3 separate regions of the Homo sapiens genome follow, and all the other regions are linked to region 2. Evidence: chromatin contacts called from ENCODE Hi-C data. All regions are on one chromosome and are shown on one strand. The core of a region is the stretch at or near the end of the contact, and the rest is flanking DNA. Distances in the headings are between cores, read along the strand shown.

What was found. Hi-C counts contacts between places; a loop is a spot of excess contacts on that map. Pooled maps may share reads with other maps.
Region 1: a map of naive thymus-derived CD4-positive, alpha-beta T cell shows a loop between it and region 2 (9-fold over the local background). The contact joins the promoter of CACUL1 here to the enhancer-like site in region 2. A Hi-C loop is called at or near these places in 1 of 168 maps with a recorded cell type or tissue (naive thymus-derived CD4-positive, alpha-beta T cell), 1 of 37 single-sample maps with no recorded cell type and 9 of 50 pooled maps.
Region 3: a loop to region 2 is called in a map of CD4-positive, alpha-beta T cell, with 8 times the contacts of the local background. The contact joins the promoter of FAM204A here to the enhancer-like site in region 2. A Hi-C loop is called at or near these places in 2 of 168 maps with a recorded cell type or tissue (CD4-positive, alpha-beta T cell and CD8-positive, alpha-beta T cell) and 8 of 50 pooled maps.

What each region holds. Positions count from the first base shown.
Region 1 is chr10:118,752,046-118,756,465 of GRCh38, reverse strand. CACUL1 (CDK2 associated cullin domain 1) reads left to right here and starts at 1,496. Exons shown (of 9, transcript NM_153810.5): 1 at 1,496-2,070. The coding sequence starts at 1,704. RefSeq lists enhancers at 1,135-1,429, 1,428-1,567.
Region 2 is chr10:124,909,442-124,914,581 of GRCh38, reverse strand. No RefSeq gene overlaps it. Among named protein-coding and RNA genes, the nearest start is that of ZRANB1, 30 kb to the left of the region's middle. Within about 2 kb of position 2,665, at least 4 of the 41 ENCODE cell types and tissues checked have a DNase peak (open chromatin) inside an H3K27ac peak, as active enhancers do.
Region 3 is chr10:118,338,532-118,343,619 of GRCh38, reverse strand. It overlaps FAM204A (family with sequence similarity 204 member A), which reads left to right and starts at 1,296. Exons shown (of 9, transcript NM_022063.3): 1 at 1,296-1,350; 2 at 1,693-1,893. RefSeq lists enhancers at 1,136-1,355, 992-1,491.

The sequences.
Region 1 (4,420 bases), core at 247-2,746, 6.2 Mb after region 2:
CCCTTCTTTATCCCATCGCACTCACCCAGCCATCTACCTAGAGTCTGTTGATGATAAACCATTAGTTGTTTGAAACAGAATTTGCCTTCCTTCTGCCTCTCTTTTTGCCACACATGTAATTCTAAGGTTTTATGTTTTCCCCTTCAGCATACCACTTAATTCTCTTTTTTTTTTTGGAGACAGTCTCACTCTGTCACCCAGGCTGGAGTGCAGTTGCGCGATCTCGGCTCACTGCAGCCTTGACCTCCAGGGCTCAAGTGATCCACCTAAGCCTCCAGAGTAGCTGGGACCACAGGCACACGCCACCATGCCAGGCTAATTTTGTTTTTAGAGGCGTGGTCTTGTTATGCTGGTCTGGCTGGTCTCGAATTCCTGGGCACAAGCGGGCCTCCCATCTCTGTCTCCTCAAGTGGTTGAATTACAGGCGTGAGCCACTGCGCCCAGCTCGCATTTTTTTTTTTTTTTTGAGATGGAGTCTCGCTCTGTTGCCCAGGCTGGAGTGCAGTGGCGCGATTTCGGCTCACTGCAACCTCTGCCTCCCGGGTTCAAGCAATTCTGCCTCAGCCTCCCGAGCAGCTAGCTGGGACAACAGGCACGTGCCACCACGCCCGGCTAACTTTTTTGTATTTTTAGTAGAAACGGGGTTTCCCGTGTTAGCCAGAATAGTGTCGATTTCCTGACCTCGTGATCCGCCCGCCTCAGCCTCCCAAAGTGCTGGGATTACAGGAGTAAGCCACCGCGCCCGGCCTGAGCCGGCATTTTTAAAAGTTGGGTTGCTGGCCTTAGTGCATACAAACGTAAAGGAATTTTAAAAACACATGAGTAACTCAAACGCATTTCTTTTTTGCGCCATCCTGCTATGTGTGATTCGGTTTTTATTCTCGATTTTGTGCGTGTGTGTCGCGACGGCTGGGGACCGACCCAAGAGCAGTCGGACCACGGGCCGCCCAGGGCGGTCTCATCCGTTTATAACCTGCGACCCCGGGGCCTCTTGTGGTCCCGTACCTCCGTCCCAAGCAAAAGCCGGGGCTCTCAGGCACTCAGAGGTGCGAAGGCCCCGTAGACTTGGAGGACGCGAGGAAAACACCTCCAATCACTCTGGCCAGTCCACAGCTACTGCCAAGACTGCTCCGCGCGCGTCCTCAGGAACCGGCGAGGGCCTCGTCGTCATGGTAACCAGATTGCGAACGCGCGTGCGCAAGACACACCTTTGTCACGTGAGGCCGGGCAGGGGGCGGGGCCGGCGAATGCCCGTCCCGACCCGTCGCGCCTCCCCTGTTAGCTCCCTGCCAGCCGAGGCGGGGCGAACCTCTGCCCTGTTGCGTGGGAGTGACTCACAGCTCCCGCCCCTTTTGGCTCCGCTTTCTCGCGGCCAGTCCCTCGCACCACGTGCCCTCCTGGCCGCGCCCCCAGCTGCCCTTTCCAACTGCCTGTTGGAAGCCGCTGTAAAACGTCGTGAGGAGCGCCGCTGCTTTACGGCTGCCTCTCCCAGACTAGAGCCCCGGAGCGCCCACCGCCGTCAGCCGCGTCTTCAAGCTAGTCGGCCCCGCGGAGAGCGAGAGACCCTGCGCACCGCAGCCCTCTCCGCTGCGCCCATTCCTGCCGCCGGCGATGTAACTCGGGGAGGCAGCGGTGCCCGCTGGCCCGGGGTTGAGACAGGCGGCAGGTGCCTGTGAGGCGGGCGGGTGCCGGGGGCCAGCAGGATGGAGGAAAGCATGGAAGAGGAGGAGGGGGGCAGCTACGAGGCGATGATGGACGACCAGAACCACAACAACTGGGAGGCTGCGGTGGACGGCTTCCGGCAGCCCCTGCCACCTCCGCCGCCCCCCTCGTCGATCCCGGCCCCTGCCCGAGAGCCTCCGGGGGGGCAGCTGCTGGCGGTGCCCGCGGTCTCCGTGGACAGGAAAGGCCCCAAGGAGGGGCTCCCGATGGGGCCGCAGCCACCGCCGGAGGCTAATGGGGTGATCATGATGTTGAAGAGCTGCGACGCGGCCGCCGCCGTGGCCAAGGCGGCCCCCGCCCCCACCGCCAGCTCCACCATCAACATCAACACCTCCACCTCCAAGTTCTGTGAGTCCAGCCTTTCCCTGCAGCCTTGGCTTTTCTCCACCTCACTCGGACGCCGAATCCACCCCCTCTTGGAGAAAGCTCCGCTTCCTTTGTTTCAGGCCTCGGTCTTTCCTCTTCTCCCCGTCCGCCTTCGCCTCCCTGCCTCCTTCCCCCTCACCGTCCCCTCCCCCTCATTTGGTGTCTGCGGCCAGCGCCTGAGCGGCCCTGGCTTCTTGTATTACCTGGCCTAGAGAGGCAGCCTGGTACACACGGAGCCCCAAGTTCGGTCAGTGCGATCCCTATCACAACTGGCAGTCTCTCAACATTGGGAAGCTCTTTTCGCACCCGTCTTCTCTTGAAGTTTCACCCTCAAAGTGAGGGGAAAATAAGGCTGCCTGAGTCTCGTTAGGGAAAGGCCTTCAGTCTTCTGCAGCCAGAGAGAGAAAAGAAATCTGGCAACTTGTGTTCTTGTGTTTTTGGCCAGGCTGTGTTAAACAAGTAAGGAATTTGAAAGTTGACCTATATCTACACCTTGTTCCTTCTCTACTGTGTTACACTTTTGCATCCTGCTAGGGAAATAATGAGTTGCTTTCCGATGCAGTGGCAGCTCCGACATCGTCTTGAAGCTAATAATGCATAAAATCACTTTTCAGAGCTTACACTCATAAGAATAAGCCTTTCAGGATGGGTTATGTCTTGTGTCCAAACCCAAGATTGGGTTGCATGTTGAACTTTATGTTAGTAGTCTGTCTTAACGCTCAATTGCACGCATTAAGATTTAAGACCAAAATCTGTTTTGTAATCCGAAACTGCCTCTGACCAGGATATATGTATGCTTCCATAGCTAGGAAAAGAATGTGCTTTTACTTTGGTTTGTGTGTATGTGTGCGTGGCGGTGGTGGTGGTGATAGGATGTTGAAAATGATTGTGACCATCACAGCCAGGTTTTTCTCTCCTATTATTAACTGCAAGTTTTGAGTGGCATCTGGTAAAGCAACTGGAGAGTTCATTTCTAGCTACTAATTTTATGAAGCTGTACTTGTCCAGTTAGCTGTGCAGAGAAAATATTTGCCTTGATGCAGATAGTCGGAATCTTACACACTGTGTGTGGGAACAGCGCGTAATTTTATTTGCCCCAAGATACTGCCTTAGTCAAAGACATTGATATGTACGTTTGGTAAGATTATATACGCTTTTTCTCCTTATTCATGATAATCATGTTTATATTGTATAGTTTGTGTGTTGAAGGCTGTGTTGTGGAACCAGACCTCCTGTAGAGTGGCAGAATGACTTCACCTGAGTCACGAAGGAAGATTGCCTTAGTAAAGTTCCTTTGAAGAGTTCAAAAAAGAGCATAAAGTTAGGAACAGAAATCAGTAAAATTGAGAACAAAAGGATTTGTCACACCAAAAGATTATTTTTGTGAAAAGATGAGTAAGCTAGGCAGACAGACCTCTGATAAAAACGACAAGAAAAAAAGATGCAAATAAATGAAAAATGGAAAATAACTACAAATATCAGATTAAAAAAAGAACGTTATGAACTTAGGCTGATGAATTTGAAAGCCTAAATGAAAAATATAGTTCTTAGAAAACTAGTAAATGTGAAAATTGGTATCAGAAGAAATATCTTGAACTAATAAACTGAAATGGTAAAGATCTCCCTTTTTAGAAGCTCTGCATCCAGATACGCTGATGAGTTCCACCATACTTTAACACTTAATTCTTTTTGCAAGTTGCACTGGAAAATAGAAAAAATACCAAGTTCATTTTATGAGGCTTGTGAAATCTTGATTCTAAAACAGATAAGGACATGTAAGAAGAGAAAATTATAGGTCTGTTTTACTTAGCATAGAAATGAAAATACTGCAGAATAAATACTCGCTCATCAAATCCAACAGTGTGTTACAGAGTCCTGATCCATAGAGTTAGTCCTAGAGATGAAAGCATGGTTTAACATCTACTTATCTAATTTAGCTCTTTAATAGACTAAAGGAAAAAAATTACGATTATCTCAATTGGTGCCCTGAAATCATTCAACTAGATCCAGCAGCTATTTATGATAAAAACTCTTGGTAACCTAGGAGTACAAGATAACTAGATAAAGGTCATTACCAAAAACCTTCAGTAAATAATAATACTTAATGGAGAAATTTTAGATACATATACTTTAAGATCCGTAACAAGATAAGGATGCTCCTGTCATTACTACTGTTTAGCATTGTAGGAAGGTCCTGGCTAACATTATAAGGAGCAAAAAAATAAGGTATAAAGATTGTAAGGGAAGCAATAAAAGTTATTATTTGCAGATAATATGATCACCTACCTAGATGAACCATTAAAATCCAGAGAAAACTTAGAACTAGTAAGAG
Region 2 (5,140 bases), core at 1,416-3,915:
AGACCAGCCTGGCCGACATGGTGAAACCTTGTCTCTACTAAAAATACAAAAATTAGCCGGACATGGTGGCACGTGCCTTTAACCCCAGCTACGTGGGAGGCTGAGGCACGAGAATCATTTGAACCCAGGAGGCAGAGGTTGCAGTGAGCCGAGACCGTGTCATTGCACTCCAGCCTAGGCAACAGAGTGAGACTCTGTCTAAAAAAACAAACAAACAAACAAATAAAAAAATAGAAAGAGAGAGAGAGAGACAGATGTCCTATCGAAACAATCCCTAAGAGGGGGGCCTGGGCATGGATATGTTTTGTTTGATTTATTTTTTATTTTTATTTATTTATTTTTTTTTTTTTTTTTGAGACAGAGTCTCACTCCGTCACCCAGGCTGGAGTGCAGTAGCACGAACCTGGCTCACTGCAAGCTCTACCTCCCGGGTTCACGCCATTCTCCTGCCTCAGCCTCCTGAGTAGCTGGGACTACAGGCGCCCGCCACCATGCCCGGCTAATTTTTTTTTGTATTTTTTAGTAGAGACGGGGTTTCACCATATTAGCCAGGATGGTCTTGATCTCCTGACCTCATGATCCACCTGCCTTGGCCTCCCAAAGTGCTGGGATTACAGGCATGAGCCACCGCGCCCGGCCTGTGGATGTGTTTTAAACCCACTCCCCAGGTACCTGAAACGTGCAGCCAGTATTGAGAACTACCGACAAAACAGTCCTCAAACCCCAAAAGATTGCAGATATGGAAATTAATGCCTAAAGATGTTAAGTGACTTAACAAGAGCTAGACCAATTAACTCTGCAATTCGAACAGGAACACATAACTCTTTATTTCTTTTATTTTTTTATTTTTGTGAAAACAAGATCTCACTCTGTTACCCAGGCTGGAGTGCAGTGGTGCAATCATAGCACACTGCAGCCTCAAACTCCTGGGCTCAAGTGATCCTCCCACCTTGGCTTTCCCAGTAGCTAGGACTACAGGCATGCACCACCATACCTGGCTAATTTTTAAATTTTTAGTAGAGACAAAGTCTTTGTTGCCCAGGCTTATCTTGAACTGCTGGATTCAAACGATCCTCCTGCCTCTGCCTCCCAAAATGCTAGGATTACAGGCACATACCACCATGCCCAGCAGAACACAGAACTCTTGATTCCATGGTCAAATGTTCCACTATATTTGAATTAAAAAGATATCATCAATAAATACAGCAGAGGGCATTGTCACAGTTACAGAACGGTGGCTGTTTGGCACACCTACCGAATTGACATTCTACTTATGTTTATCTGGACTCTGAGAAATATTTCATTTGGAAAAAGTATCCACTGTCTTTTTGGGGTTTTTAATTTCCTTTTCTTAGAAACCTTATATTAGGCTGGGTGCAGTGGCTCATGCCTCTAATCCTAGTACTTTGGGAGGCCAAGGCAGGAGAATTGCTTGAGCCTGCGAGGTCCAGGCTGCAGTGAGCCATGATGGCACTACTGCACTACACCCTGGACAACAGAGCAGGACCCTATCTCAAAAAAAAAAAAAACCTTTGTAGTAAAGGGTAGAGACAGTATAGTTTTGTTGATAGTTTGTTCTGGCTTTCATTTCAGTTTTTCCCAAACTAACTGTAGAGTTCATAAATCCATATTGCATTTTTGTGAAAGTTTTGCATGCAAAATTGTGGATCTGTAGTTCCATTAACAGTAGAAAGCCATAAAGAGGTTTTGAGCAGGAAGGTGCCAGTATTGGAGCTGCCCACCTTTACCTGGAATGTCTGTGAGACAAATGAGGGCAGAAGTAGAAACAGGGGCAGAGAAGAGACAAGGACCTAAAACCAAAGTAGCTGTGGGAATGGAAAGGAGGGCCAAGAGTGAAATGGGAGACAGTGCAATGTTCAGAATTTGCCAGTGACTAACTCTGAGGCAGAAGAAAGAATCAAAAGTCAGAGAGTGGGCCAGGAGCAGTGGCTCATGCCTGTAATTCTAGCACTTGGGAAGGCCAAGGTGGAAGATCGCTTGAGGCCAGGAATTCAAGACCAAACTGGGCAACATAATGAGACCCCATTGCTACAAAAAATAATTTTTAACCTGCCAGGCTCAGTGGCTCACACCTGTTGTCCTGGCTACTCAGGAGACTGAGGAGGGAGAATTGCTTGAGCCCAGGAGTTCAAGGCTGCAGTGAGCTATAATCATGCCACTGCACTCCAGCTTGGGCAAGAGAGCAAGATCCTGTCACCAAAAAAAAAAAAAAAAAAAAAGTCCGTGAACTCTGAGTGACGGCAGTATGTGCAACAGTGGGACACGCAAGAGAGGAACTGGGTCAGAGGAGATGTGGACCCTTGAATCAGGAGATCCTGGACTCAGGAGGAAGGGAATGGCTGGTGGGGGAAATGCTGGTCTGAAATGTGTAGGGCAATCCTGGAGATCAACATCAGGGAGCTCTCTATGTAGAATTTAGTATGGAAGCCACAGGAGTGGGGAAGAAAGAACTACCGAAGGAAAAAAAAAGAGGAGTGGTCAGAAAGGTAGGAGATGAAGCTGGTAGTACGGTGTTCTGGAAGCCGAGGGTACAGTGAGCCTGAAGCACATGGTAATAAAAATTGTCAGATGCTACAGATTTCGAGCATTAGAACGGAGGAAAGGCCACTGGATCTGACAAACAAGAGACTCAGTGACCTTCTAGAGAACAGTTCTCAGTAGGATGGTAGGGAGAGAAGCCAAGTTTCAAAAGCTGAAGCCATGTGATTATAAACCACAAGTCCAAGACGTCTGGCAGTGAAAGGAAAGCAGGAGATATAAGACTAGATTAGGGCAGTAACAAAAATAAGGGAAAGGTTTTGTTTTCTTTTAGGTATTTATTTTAAAGAATGGGCATCTCTGAGCACTTTTATAAATGGAGGAGAGATGTAGAGGGGGTAAAAGGACTGAAATCCAGAAGGGAGGTAAAATTCAGAGCACAGTGATTTGTGTTGGCAAGCAAGAAAGCCCTATCTTCCTCAGAAACGAGGAGAGGAAGCTGTGAAAAACAGCTCTAGGGAGGTTTTGGTGGGTGAGACAGAGGTGATGGAGTGGAGTTCAAACCCTTTCTCCTCCTTGGTGAATCAAGCACAGAGTCTCCTGCTGAGGGTTGCTCTGGAAACTGGAGGAGATTCGGGACAATAGTTAGAGGGAAGCAAATCAAGAAGAATGAAAAAAGAAGAGCGACAAGAAACTGCTTTCTCCAAAAAGTCTTGGCAGTCCATAATCAGGCCTAGGACGGAAAGATCAGGCTGAGGCTGTGGAGCCCCCCGCAGAGGTGGACATATGCAGCTAAGGGAAATCGAAGGCGCTCTGCTAAAGGAAATGGTAACGGATCCAGCTTACTCAGGGTCTTTGAGGGATCTGTGCTTTTAAGTAGAAAGTGTTATAAAATGGGTGTTCCCCTCAAAAGAAATGTTAGAAATGTTCAGTTGTTACAAGAACATGTTCTCAGACGCGTTGCAGAAAATGTCATTTGTATAAACTGCAACGTATCTTCCATTCTCTGTGTATGATCAACATGATTCCCAAGTGGAAAAAACATCTTAACAGTAGAAAATGCAATGTAACAGGCTAGGTGCGGTGGCTCACTCCTGTAATCCCAGCATTTTGGGAGGCCCGGGTAGGTGGATCACCTGAGGTTAGGAGTTCGAGACCAGCCTGGTCTACATGGCAAAACCCCATGTCTACTAAAAATACAAAAAATTAGCCAGTCGTGGTGGTGGGTGCCTGTAATCCCAGCTACTCGGGTGACCGAGGCAAGAGAATTGCTTGAACCCGGGAGGCAGACGTTGCAGTGAGCCAAGATCACGCCATTGCACTCCAGCCTGGGCGACAGAGCAAGACTCTGTCTCAAAAAAAAAAAAAAAGGAAGAAAGAAAGGGAGGGAGGGAGGGAGGAAGGAAGGAAGGAAAGAAAGGAAATAAACGTATTTAATAATGTTGCCTAATCTGTATGCATGCAGTACAGGACACAGTTTTGTGGAACATAGTACCATCCTGTGACCTTCCTCTATGTCCACCACAAATCTGCCTGAAAAAAAAAATCTCTCCTGAGAGGACCAGATATGCTTGTGAAGCATCAGAGAAAATACAGCTTGTTTGACATTTCAAAATCCTGGTCTGTGCTAGGACTGGTCTCATCTTGATGGGTATAAATTTGTGCTTATAGGAACACAGTCACTCTATATCCAGACTAAGAAATTTTTGTAGATTTTTCAACTAAGTATCCCTGTAAGCTAGACTTACGGAATTAGGAAAAAAAAATGTTGAAGTTGTATTGAGTCTCTTTTTTTTTTTTTTTTTTTTTTTTTGAGACAGGGTCTCACTCTGTCGTCAAGGCTGTAGTGCAGTGTTGTGATCATAGCTCACCGCAGCCTCAACCTCCCAGGCTCAGCCTCCTGGGTAGCTGGGACTATAGACACGCACCACCACACCTGGCCAATTTTTTTATTTTTTATAGAGTCAGGGTTTCGCCATGTTATCCAGGCTGGTCTCAAACTCCTGGGCTCAAGTGATCCTCCAGTCTCCCAAAGTGTTGGGATTATAGGCGTGAGCCACTAAACCCAGCCAGTACTATGTCTTTTTTTTTTTTTTTTTTTTTTTGAGACGGAGTTTCGCTCTTGTTGCCCAGGCTGGAGTGCAATGGCACAATCTCGGCTCACTGCAACCTCCGCCTCCCGGGTTCAAGCGATTCTCCTCCCTCAGCCTCCCGAGTAGCTGGGATCACAGGCTGGTATTACAGGTGTGAGCCACCGCGCCTGGCTGTTGTATCTTTTTAAGAAGTTTGGAAACATCAAGTATCTGAAACAACTTCGCTTGTGATCTTATCTGGGGAAGTTTTGTAAGAGGCAAAGCTGTGAGCAGAGAGAGCATGAACTTTGGAGTCAAACAGCCCTGAGTTGAAATCCTGCTGTCCTCTCTGAGTGCCAGTGTCCTCAGTGTCCTCATCTGAAAAATTCTGGGTGATATTTCCCTGGCAGTTACTGAGGGTCCAAAGAGACAAGAGCTGAAAGGCCTGGCAATACTCTTAAGTGTTTGATAAATGTTGGTTTCCTCGCTCTGCATTTCATTTAATCCAGGTAACATTTACTGAGGAATGACCCCATATCAGGTACTGTGCTGAGAACAGCAATTCAGAG
Region 3 (5,088 bases), core at 47-2,546, 6.6 Mb after region 2:
TGAGATATATTACTGAGTGCAATGCAAAATTTTATACACATTTAGCTTGCTTTGAAGAAAGACATTATTGGTAATGTTAACAGCAAAAAACAGCTGAGATTGAAAATTAGCGTGGGCTAGGTAACATGTTAAAGTCTTTATGTGTACAGTAGCCTCCCTTATCCGCAGGGAATACCTTCCAAGACTCCCCGGTAGATGCCTGAATCCTGGAATAATGGCGAACCCCACATATAGTTTTTCAATCTGATAACCAAGATGGCTACTAAGTGACTAAGAACCTGGTAGCCTAACAGCATGCATGGACAAAGCGATGATTCACACTGCAGATTTCATCAGGATATCCAGAATGGGCTTGCAATGAAACATTTGAATTGCTTATTTCTGGAATTTTTTACTTAATGTGTTTGGACCTTGGTTGACCCCAGGTAACTGAAATCAGGCTAAGAGAAGCCACAGATGAGGGAAGCCTACTGTATTTTCTTTTCTTTTCTTTTTTTGAAATAGGGTCTGGTTCTGTTGCCCAGGCTTTTCTTATATAATCATCACAAAATTAGCAAATAGGTACACTTAATGTTATTCTTATTATAAAACAGTATTTCGGAAAATGCAAATATTTCTAAAATAGCCCTATTCCCATCCCTATCCATAGGGTATTTTATCCTCTTCGCAGTGCTTTTCTCTCTCTTTTTTTTCCCCTTATTTTCTATGTTCCCCAAGCACCCCCTTCTGGGCATAACACAGTGCCTGCCACAAATAAGAAAAAAAGAAGTTCGGTAAACTTTTGGTCCAGTCAGTGAAGCACCTTGGACCCCATCACCAGACGGTAGGCGCCAAGAGAGCAAGAGTCAGCATGTTTTCTGCTAACCAGAGATTAGCACGATGCCTGGTACAAAGTAGGCGCCCAATAAATAGGTGAAGAAAGAAAAAAAATTAAAAAAAAGGAAGAGAGTGAGGGGAAAGGATGAATGAATGAAGACGTTTGCAGAGGGGCCTAGAAAGAAAGCACTCTGCAAGATTCTCCCTCCTGGTGGCATCAACTCTCAGTTCAAGGTCTATGTCAGCCCTTTCCTTGCCCAGACGCATTGGCCTACAGCAGGGAATGAAGAAAGAACAAAGTCTTTAAAAATGTTCAGAAGAAAGAGAAAACGGCAAGATAAAAGAGAGAAAAAAAAGAAAGAAAGGAACCACCTCCTTCGGGCGGACTAAAAAGGGAAGCCCCAGGAGGCCGGTTGCTAAGGCGACCCTAGGGCCAGAACGGCCCCAGCCCATTGGTTGAGACGCAGGAGCCAATGAGAAGGCGCGATGTTGACGGGGTCCTAAGATGGCTGCTGGGCGACCACTTCCTGACAGGTGAGTACGGCTTATGGAGGGTTGGTTACCCGCCGGTTCGGGCTCCGGCATGATGAGTCTGGGAGGGCCTCTTGTGGGCAGCCGAGGGAGGCGGCATGGGCGGCCTCATAGCTCCTCGGCCGAGCCTCCCGGAGCAGGCTAGAAAAGCCCCCGGCCCGGGGCCGCGGAAGCGACGGCGGGGCCGCCCTCAGCCTTCCTCGAAAGGGGCGTCGCAGCGGCCTCCCCAGCCTGTTATGTGGAGGGGGTTCTCCGTCCCACCCAGGTCAAAGTGAGAGGGGATTGAGGAGGCTGTCGATAGGGAAAACAGGCTCACGTTTACAGTTGCTGTATTCCGGAAAACAGCTCCAGTTAATGGGACTGCCAGCAGGCTAGACATCCTTCGCCGGAATGTGCAGCGCTTAGTTCTGTGCCCGGGAGGGGCTTCTCTCTCTTTTGGGATTGGAGTGTGGCATTGCCGCCAGAAAGCCTGCAGAATTCCGGGTTGTGCAGCCAAGCAGGAACGGTGTACCTTTCTAGACCCATCCTCTTGCAATCTTGGACCCTGTAAGTATTCTCACAGCGGAATCGACTTAAAATGAGCCTTGAACTGTTAACTTGGTTTATTGTCTTTCCATGCAGGATCTTGGGTCTGGGAAAATGTTTTCCAGGCCTCAAGTAAACGAACACTCTCTTTAATTAAAACAGTTGAATACATGCAAAATCTTGCTAAATAAGTAGTTTTTCTGGATTCGCTCTCAGGCCTGTAATTCAGTTGTCCTTTCTGTACCTTTTTTGAGAAAAGGAACACATTCATTTCATAAAAGTAAATAGGATATTTACGTTAATGTTGATGTTAACATGCTTGAAAATAGTAACTATTTTTAAGTCACAGACTCTGATTATGATGTAAATTACAATCTTCAGATTGTTAAATAATTGTGGCTTATAATTAGTATACAAGTGAAATTAATTTTAGATCAGACGAAGTTCAGGCTTCTGGAATTATTTCTAATCAAATACAAAATATAGGAAATAAGACAGCCTTATACGATGAAAATGGAATTTAAATTCTGGAATAGAGATGGAAAACATTTACCCATCGAGCTGCTCAAATATATCTTTTGGGTTTTGATTATAAGCAGCTGTCTGGTTGTCCAGAAAATATGACATTATTACTCAAACCTCTGACTGTGACTTTGACTTTGATGTATGCAACTTAGTATAGCATCTTGCATAGCTTTCTGTACTCAAAAAGTACAGAAAAAAATTCTTAACCAAATTTAACAAGTCTGTAATTATAGGCTAAGATCATTCTCAGCCCCAGTCGCAAATCCTTGTCCCCGCTTACAACTCTGCTCTGTAAAATTCATAATCTAAAGCCATGGGGCTATTTTTGTAAAACAAATGGATCAGAATGCATTAGGCAAGTCAGTTATCCCATCTGTAAATTGGGGGCGGGGCGGGTAGGGGAGGGGCTGATATAGATAGTAATTCCTAGTGGAAGGGTTGTTGTGAAGATTAGTGGAAAACCAAGGCCTGCCACACTGTTTGTATGCCATGTGCAGCAGTGACTTGCTTTGTTTCCCCTTTCTGGTTCTAGTGTTTCCTGTTGTAACTAGGGTTCCTTCCCCTTCTCAGTGTCCTGAAGTGTACAGAGTTTCTCTGAAAACATCCTCTTGGCTGAGTTGCTAGGTAGAGGAGAGAAACCTTATCTACTGGATACTGGGCTCTAATCAGGATTGCAGTGCTAGAGAGAATGGAGTGATACATCCAGGAGTGAGGTGACTCTGGGCATTTAGGGCACTTATAATATCAAAATCATAAAGAGGCATTTTAGAGCTGTAAGACATCTCAGAGATCATTTGATCAAACCTTTATTTTATAGCTTAAGAATGGAGGCCCAGACAAATGCAGTGGCTTTCTCCTAATTATGTTGCTCAGGACTAGAAACCATTTTCCAACTTTGAAGACTTTTTCCCCCTGTAACCAGTGCACAATCTAGAACGGTTTTTATTATAATTTGATTTCTCCCTGGCTGCTTTATTTTGAAAGATTGTGTCTACTCAACCTTATTTATGAATGTTTTTTTCTGATAAAAATCAGACCTATAACTACCAGTGAACCTCTGATTAACATGTGAAAAATAGTGCTTCACTAAATTGGTCTTTTCCTGTAATGATGAATGGTACAGTCTTACTGAGGGGAAAAATAAAATAGTTTGGGCTTTTTGAAATTAGCTTAGAGACTCCTGTTACTATATTCATACTTAGATTAGGAACCACTGAACTGTACCCTGTTTTTGATTCATTGTTATCTGACCAAGTATGCTAAATAATAACGATGGGTGGTTTTCAAGGGCAAACAAACAAACAAACAAGAAACCCTAGTTATTCAGACTAGGACAGTATATAAATATTTTCAGTTCATGGCAAATTGTGTTAGCCCAGGACTAAAGATGTGTTCTGCATAGTACACACAGAATGTCTTGAGGATAATTGTGGGATGGAATAAATCTTAACTCTAGAGGTGGAGGGTGTGTAAAATGAAGAAAGTGATATTCAAAACCATAGAGAGAAAAAGGATTCTGAGTCATTTACATTTTCCTTGGGGCTAAAATGATTAAATTGAAAATTATTTGGGTTGCAGGGTAAAAAAAATGAAAGCTTATGAATTAATACATTGGCTGTTATATGGACTTGGCTATAATCTATGCTAAACAAATTTAAGTTTCTGTTTCTCTGATATTCCACGTTTCTGGAGACAGGCTGAGTGAATTTTCACAGTTAAAGGGTAACTTGGGATTATCTGCCTTAAAATAAAGAAATACGCTCTGAAAGGCATAAGTAAGAGACACTTATAGAGAATCATTCTCCACAGCAGCCAAAACAAGAATAACAGGAGGCCTAACATGGTGCCAGTTGGAAACTTTGTGAATGACAAGTATATGCTATGAATAGAAAGACTGTTTTGAAACATGAGTCCAAAGCAAAAGTCACTAAGCAGCCACTCCATATTGGCTGATCTGTAACTGGGCTGCTGCTTACACGGGCAACTCCATTTTGCAGGCTGCACAGTAAGTGGCAGCAGTTATCCGTGTTTATCAGTGACTGCTCAGTCTCCCTTGTATTTGTTTTTTTGAGAGTCACAGGAAAATGGCACATGACTAAAGGTTCTAAAGAGTGGAATTCAAAACCTACCTGATTTGAATTTTGCCTGGATTTAGAGGTGGATTCCACCTTTTTCAAACTATTTTAATTTTTTTTCCTTTGGGTACACTCAAGAAATTATCATACCAGGCAGATGCCACACTGAGGACAGTTTTTAATGCCACATGAGCAGGAGCTAAAAATATATAATTTTGAGAAAATTTAAAAAGCCATAAAAAATGCCTAACTACTTGAAGGCTGATTAGCAACAACAACAGCAAAAAGCATGCCTTCTTCGGGGCAACTGAGACTGCTTCCCAGAGGGAAGCATGTTTGGGTGCCCAGAGCATAGACTATCACCCTGCAGAGATGCTAAAACAGTGGTTTAGTAGGAGACCTGTGCCACTGCCCATTGGAGAGGCATACACGTTTCATGAGCAGTCACATCTAAAGTCCAGGTCAAGGAATACTTGGCTCAAAAACTGAGCAGAAACTTGCTATGTGTATAGCTGTCATTTCGTGAGGCTAGGGATTTTTGCCTGTTTTATATACTTCTGTCCCCAGGGTCTTGAAGAGTGTCTGGCACATAAGTGGGCATGTAAAATATTTTATG